Regions from separate parts of the Mus musculus genome. Here all the other regions are linked to region 2. The links are chromatin loops, found by intact Hi-C in ENCODE. Cell type or tissue: gastrocnemius. All regions are shown on one strand.

Region 1 (2,500 bases), 450 kb before region 2:
TGTCCTGGAACTCACTCTGTAGACCAGGCTGGCCTCGAACTCAAAAATCCACCTGCCTCTGCCTCCCAAGTGCTGGGATTAAAGGAGTGCGCCACCACCACCTGACGTGGGATTTTTTTTTTTTTTTTTGGTTTTGGGGTTTTTGTTGTTGTTGTTGTTATTTTGGGTTTTTTTTTTTTTTTTGGCAAAATATTTTAAAAGTAAATTAAATTCATTCTCTAAATGAATCAGTTTGTTTTTTCTGAGAATAAGGACTTTCTTCTTCATATTCACAAGACCATTTATCATATCCATGAAAGCTTACAGTTATTTCCTGACATCAATTACGATCTAGTTTACATCTACATTTTCACATCTCTTTCAACAGTGTGATTTTTGGGGAATATGTGCTGGATCAAGCTCACCGTCTTCTGAGCACTAGCTTCTGAGCTACACCGTCAACCCCAAAATGTGTTTAAAGGAGGTTTCTACAAATCAGTATTCAACCAAGTTTCCGGAATTATGCTTAATTTTATCTCATTTATTTTAGAAAATGTTCACCTTTTGGGTTTTTGAGACAGGATCTCTCTATGTAGCCCTGACTGTTCTGGTCTGGAACTCACTTTGTAGACCAGGCTGACCTGGAATTCATAGAGACCCACATGCCTCTGACTTCCCCAATGCTAGTTTTAAAAGTGTGCACCACAATCCCCAGGACAAGAACTCAAACAGGGTCTAGATCTAGAGGCAAGAGCTGATGCAGAGGCCATGGAGGATTGCTGCTTACTGGCTTCCTACTTCCCCTACTTTCTTAAAGAGCCTAAGACCATCAGTTCAGGGGTGGCCCACCCACAGTGGGCTAGGCCCTTCCCCATCAATTACTAAGAATATACAAAACTATCTTATGAAGGCAGATTCTGTCCATCTGTCTTTCTCTTTCTTCCTTTCTCTCTTTCTCTCTCTCTCCTTTCTTTCTTTCTTTCTTCCTTTCTTCTGCCCTTCCTCCTCCTCCTCTTCTTTTAGTTTTTCAAGACAGGGTTTCTCCACATATCCCTCGCCGTCCTAGAACTCTCTAGAGTAGAACTAGGCCTCAAACTCAGGGATCCGCCTCCTCTACCTCCCACGTGCTGGGATTAAAGGTGTTAATCCCATCGCCATCATCACTGGCAAAAAGAATCTTAGGGAAAGACACAGGATCCATGTTTACTTCTTGAAGTGTTGGGGATTGGATGTAGGCATCTCTCTTGTAAACATTTCCTGTGTCAGTGAGCTACACTCACAGCCCCACATTTATCTTAATAACTATGCCACTAATACTGACTCAGCACCCACAAGTCCTGATTTAATTAAAGTGTAACTGTTAAAAAAAAATATTCTAGAACTCATGGAGCTGACCCAAAGGAGATCTGAGAATTTTGAGGATAGTCTGGAATACCTCGTGAGAACTTTTGGGGAAGAAAGGCAGAGAACAGAAAGAAAAGGGCACTTGCAATGGTTCTATGAGTCCCCAAGATGGCAGCAAATACAGGTTATAGCTAAAGATTAAGCAGCGGTGGCAAACCTACTGATATATCTCTCTCTCTGTAGATATCTATATGTATGTATGTATGTATGTATCAATCTATCCCAAATTCACTTGGAGGCTAGCATTGTGATACCAACTATAATCTCAGCACAAGGGGGGCAGGAGGGTCAGAAATCCAAGGTCAGCCTTGATTACAGGTGAGGCCAGTATGTGATATATGAGACTTTGTTTCCGAAGAAAGGAAGAAAAAGAAAGGAAGGAAGGAAGAAAGAAAGAAAGAAAGAAAGAAAGAAAGAAAGAAAGAAAGAAAGGAAGGAAGGAAGGAAGGAAGGGTAAGGAAAGAAAAGAAAAAAGAGAAGAGAAAAGAAAGAGAAAATCTATTAGAAATTTTCATCAGAATTCTAAAAATAGTCGTTGCTGGGCTTGGTGATAAGCTTGGTGTCTGGTGTTGCAGTACAGACTTGGGTCTTATTTCTTAGTTAAAATACCTGGTTAACTGGAGCAGTGTCATACACCTTTGTTCCTAGCACTAGGGGGGCAGAAGCCAGGGGATATCCAAGAGTTTGAGGCCAGCCCAGTCTATATAGAGAGATCCTGACTCAAAACAACAACTATAAAACCAAAAAGAAAAGAAAAGAAACAAAACAAAAACAAGCAAGTAAGTAAACAAACAAACCAGCCTAGTTACAGCTGATCATCATGGGCAAGTATAAATCACACTTGCTACAAATACTCGCTCTAAATATATTGGGTATGGCCAGCCTCTGTACCCATGCAGCTGATTCTTTCCACTTCTGTCTTCTGTTTATACTTTGACTTATTTTAGAGAAAAGCTTGACAGACACATGACTTCAGCTATGTAGAGGGATGGGTAAATATTTCAAAAGCCTGTGTAAAAGGGTCACAGATATATCAGGAATTTTATTTTTAAAGTATGTGCAGCACTTTCAAGAAACAAATTCTCAATACACTGATAGAACTGTCTACAATGACTTA
Region 2 (2,500 bases):
TGCTTTGTTCAAACAGCATGGGTCACAGCCTCAATGTCACGTGGTGAGCCAGTGGGAAATAAGATCCTCTTGAGAACATGCCTGGGCTTCCTACATTATCTGCTCAGGGGCAATGTGTAAGGTTTGGTTTTGCTTCTGTGATGAATCTCTGACATCATCCCTTACAAGAGGAAAGATTTCTTTTTTTTTTTTTTTTTTTTTTTTGGCTCTGGGTTCCAGGGGCTTCAGCCCATGGTTAGCTGGTTCTATCACCATGAACCTCAGGGAGGGTTGAACAGCTTGCCTCGTGGTAGACAGAATGAGTAGGATGAGCAGAAAAGGGTCAGAGAAAACTATCCCTCAAAGGCACACACCCCCAGTCCCTACCTCCTCCAACCAGTCCTCGCCTTGCACAGGTCTGCACCCTTCTTAAATAGTCTATTCAGACTTTAAGTCTATCAGTGGTTAACTTACTGATGAAGACAGGGACCTCATGACCCTGTCACTTCCCCCAAACTTACTTTTAAGCATTACTGGTATGGAGGACTCAAGACGTCTGTGAATGGGCATCCTGAGAGGATGTTTCATACCCAAACCGTAATACTCCATGTGGTTTACAGTAGAGTCCTGCAATTGAGAGGATCCCTGCCCATCCTTGCTTTGGAACCCAGACCTGGTAGTGTGTTATTTATTCATGAAAACATTCTCCATCTTTGTTGGTAGATATGGGCTAAAGGGAACAAAAAGAATAGTTTGGAACAACTTATCAATAAATTAACTGAGATGCAAGGCTTTGAGGTGGCCCGGGCTCATCACAGATGTATGCTGCCTGGTGTGTATATAAGCAAGGGTCTGAACACATCTTACTGGTAGGTAGGGGTGGTAAATATGAATGAGATATGACTCTTTTCACTTGTTTGGGGTTTGGAGGGACAGAATCACTATATAGCCCTAGCTGACCTAGAACTCTCAGTGTGTACCAGACTGACCTTAAAATGATAGCAACCCCCATGCCTCTGCCTCTCCAGGGTGCTAGGATTACTGGTGTGTGCTAACACACCTCTCCAGTGTGCTAAGATTACTGGTGTGTGCTAACACACCTGGCTTCTTTTCCCTTTTTGCAGTGGGCTCTTATTAAGTTGTCCAGTCCAGTCTTGAACTAACTCCATAACCCAGGCTGACCTGGAAAATGTAATCCTTCTGCTTCAGCTTCTCATGCTGCTGGGATTCTGGGTGTGCACCACCACGTCTGGCTCTGCAATGTTCTGCAGCAGCAGCCCGGGCAGACCCATACAGGTAGTATCAGTCAATGAGTCTGGTATAGTTACTTTCATTCTTTGCTAACTGGACATTCACCTTGAAACCAAATCTAAAAAGGGCATATTTTCCAGGGGCAAGTAGAACACTAAGCAGGCAGCCACCTCTGGGAAGGGCCAGGGCTACACCTGTGCTTGTTTTTGCATTAAGTGTTCCAACTGCTGCCTCTGTGTCTCTGTGAATCTATGCTGCCATCTAGTGGCTCCCACTATGAGAAACATGTGAAGAGACCTTAATGCAAATCGCCCAGGAAACTGAGACAACAGTAGAGACCTCAGGCAGCAGAGCCAGGCAATTTGCAGGCACTACCTCAGTTCACCCGCGACAGTCTGTTATTGTGCATGCTTTCCACACAAGAAGAGAAGAGAAAAAAAATCAACACATGACTGAACACATTGGGGAAGGACTCAGGTTTACTTTGTGTGTGCTGCTTTCAGAATTGCAGGAGTCTACACTGGGATAAACAGTCACTGCCCTGGGTGAGTCTGGGAGTGGAGACATGGGCAAGCTGTTGCTTTGAGCTAGATGATAGTCTGAGTTCTTCCTATACGTTAACGTACCTTGTAACCACCTGTGATGACCATCGCTCCTTCAGATGTGGAGGCTGGTAAGTATGTGTTACTATGTCTGGTGTGTGCTGGGTTTGTGACCCAGCTGAGCTCAGAGGTGTCAGTCTTAGTCACTGTTGCAAACCACCTCTCCAAAGGGGACGTCTAAGGCTCATCCCTAGGTCTCAGAAAAGAATTCAAGCCTTCTATACTTGTGATGTAATAAAGAACCGCCTGGCCCAGATAACCTTTTGAAATAGCAACACAATGTTGTCTCTCACATTCATAATCAAGAAACATGAAATGCATTGAGTTACCCAAAAATGCCCCCCAAAAAGTCTCACAGTGTTTCAAATACACTTATGATTTTGCATAAATCATATATAGTTATTATCCTCAGCCACCTGTGGCACCTCTGATAAATCAACTTTTCGTCTGGTTTTATATAAGTTAATGTTTCAGTAGGCTGGATCTGAAGTCAGACATATGACCAGGAGTGGCAACTTTCCCTCTCAGGCTAGTAGCCATCAGTGTGCTCAAAACACATTTGAGGAATGTGTGGTGTGAACAGAACCGTGGGATCAGGGTGAGCTGATGGCAACACAGCCCTCGTCCCTAAGATCACCCAGATCTGGGGGAAGGACAGGCAGACGATC
Region 3 (2,500 bases), 180 kb before region 2:
ACACATCCTACCCTCCTGGGATCATCACTTATGAGCTCCCCCTCCCCCTCTTTCTCCTGCAGAGTCCAGCACAATACTCAGAACACAGTAGGTGTGGATGCTCAGATACACACTCGGTACATATCACTGCAGGAAAATATTTAGGATTTTCTCAGGTCATAGAAACAAGAAACATCCCCCAGGGCATAGGATACCTGCTCTCCTATGTGTCTAGTGGTATGTGCTCTCCCATAGTGTCTAGGAGCTGGAGAGATGGCCCAGTCAGTAAAACAAATGGTACACAAGCAAGGAGATCTGAAGTCAGATCCAAGAACCCACACCGAAAAGCCGGGTGTGGTGGTGTATGCTTATAATGCCAGTGTGGGACATGGAGATGGTGATTTCTGGGTGCTGGCTCCAGGCCAATAAGAGATCCTGTTTTAAAAATCAAGATGGATATGAACTAAGGAACAATACCTGGAGATGACCTCTGACCTACCCGCGTGTGCGCACGCGCGCGCACACACACACACACACACACACACGAGTGGGCTATATTTGTACAGAAGGTGTTGGTCCAATTTGGGGTGATGTTGGCTTATCATAAGAGGGGCAAGGTAGAAGTTTTCTCTAAGATTTAATTACCTATAGTTAAAAAAAAAGCCTGGGGCAGGGTTTCTCCCAGGTATATGAAAATCATTCCTTCTATGATCTGCAGATTCCCATGACCTTGAACTCACTGGTGATGGTATTGATTGCACCACCACCTTCGATTCTGCAGCAGCTGACAGCAGCCTCTCAGCTAACAGCTTTGGGGGTAAGGCTGGTTTCAGCCTCACAGGCATAGCTGGCTGACTTTGCAGCCATGAGAATGGGCAAAGGTTTGTGCAGAGCCATGTCATGCAGAGAGTTTTGATTCGGGGAAAAACAGATCAGCCTGAAACAGGCGAGGGGGAGAACACAGCCGCAGAAGGGTTTTCAGGCTCTGCAGGGCTGCTAGAACCACGTGGAGCAGACCTGAGCTAAGCGCTCTGCCTACAGAAGGCTGCATAGCAACAAGGGAGGAGTCCTCCAATCCTAACTTGAAGAGCTGGCCACAGACAGCAGTGGCATTTCCTCATCTGATTTTTATGGCGCCCTTCTCGTAAAGGGCAGTCTATGGTTTTATTTTATGTGGACTTGAACTACCTCAGTTAATTTTCAAAGTAGCAGCTGTTTAGTGCATGTAATTCAGATTTTCACAAACAACCGAGACATAGGCACATGTTACTTGAAGTCATTTGGCTAGTTAGTAACAGCACAGTGATTTGAACCCAAGGCTAGTGAAGACCTATGTAGACCTTTATAAAACTGCATAGCCCCAGATTTTTACCTTTTTACTAGCCATTGTGCCCGTGCCTGTCTTTTTTGCCATTGTTTGGACAAAGAGGCAGAGCCAAGGGCATGGGAGTAGATTTGCCAACTGGAGCTTGGCTAGCAGAGGTATAAACCTTCAACTGCATGCACAGTAACCAGGAAGAAGGCTCTGAGGAGAGGCCAGAGGGTATTCAAGTGGCACACAGACCACCTGGAAGCCACCACCTGGCCTTTTCTCATTAGCAATTGTCCAGGATTAGAAAGAAAAGACCGGAATGTGGAATTTACAAAGGGCTTGTAGAAGAAGGCACTTGGGGGACATCCAGGCTGCCAAGGGTGGTCTGACTCTTCAGTCAGAAAGCTGAGCAGCAATGGGCAGGGGATCTTGATTGCACAGATGACAAGCTGGCCCTTGATGTGGCTGAGCCAAAGAGAAAGGGTTGGAAGTGCCAGAAATGGAATATCAGTAGGAAATTTAAAAGTTGAATTTGAAAATCCAAAATGAAGGCAGTACTGGCAGAAAGAGACTTAGTTGTGCTGGCAGTGAGCCTGTGGCTTCCCAACCTTCCTCCCATTGTGATGGCCATAACCTTGGATCTGGAGAGTAACTCAAGTTGTGTGTTTTTAGCAGGAGAGAAACTAGGAGCCAATGCTGACCACATTTTGATAAAGAACCGATTTCCAAAGATGAGGAAAAGAAAGGGGAAAAATTTCAATTTTCAGGACTTAGCAAAGGGAGAAGAGAGGCTCCGAACGCTTCCTTGAGTCCCCATTTAAAATCGGCATGTGTTTTAATAGGCAGGAGCCTGTTCCAAAAAGCTAGGCTGCAAGAAACAGACTGTTGGCTTATTTTCCTAAATCAAGTTAAGCTTGGCTCCAGGCTACTTAACAGGGCTGGAGAGAGGTTTGCGTGAATGGTGTGTATGCATCTAGAATAGCTTTATTGATTTATACTTGACACAGAATACAACTCACCCATTTAAAGTGTGAGATCCATTGCCTTTTAGTGTGTCTGCAGGGTGAGGAAGCCATCGCCACAGCCAATGTTATATTTTCATCCCTGCTAACTGAGACTATACCCTTTATCAGCGTGTATCCCCTTCTTCTCTGTTCCCTAAGAGACTGCCAGTCTCCTTCCTGTCTGTGTGGGGCTGCTTCTTCACTT

The links. Peaks named below come from ENCODE experiments on the same cell type or tissue, not always from the same donor. Only the 100,000 strongest peaks of a DNase experiment are listed, where the experiment ranks them.
Region 1: a loop joins it to region 2, with 3 times the contacts of the local background. A loop is called at or near these places in 29 of 42 quality-filtered maps.
Region 3: a loop joins it to region 2, with 3 times the contacts of the local background. A loop is called at or near these places in 5 of 42 quality-filtered maps.

What each region holds. Positions count from the first base shown.
Region 1 is chr2:104,584,837-104,587,336 of GRCm38, reverse strand. No RefSeq gene overlaps it. Among named protein-coding and RNA genes, the nearest start is that of Cstf3, 4.4 kb to the left of the region's middle. In gastrocnemius, a CTCF peak has its summit at 1,476 (motif pointing right); no DNase peak of the experiment used is centred here.
Region 2 is chr2:104,133,614-104,136,113 of GRCm38, reverse strand. No RefSeq gene overlaps it. Among named protein-coding and RNA genes, the nearest start is that of A930018P22Rik, 12 kb to the right of the region's middle. In gastrocnemius, a CTCF peak has its summit at 1,498 (motif pointing left); a DNase peak (open chromatin) is centred at 1,491; H3K27ac peaks cover 1,050 bases.
Region 3 is chr2:104,317,527-104,320,026 of GRCm38, reverse strand. All of the region lies in intron 1 of D430041D05Rik (RIKEN cDNA D430041D05 gene), which reads left to right. Among named protein-coding and RNA genes, the nearest start is that of Gm22501, 91 kb to the right of the region's middle. In gastrocnemius, no CTCF peak of the experiment used is centred here; DNase peaks (open chromatin) are centred at 411, 944, 1,654 and 2,160.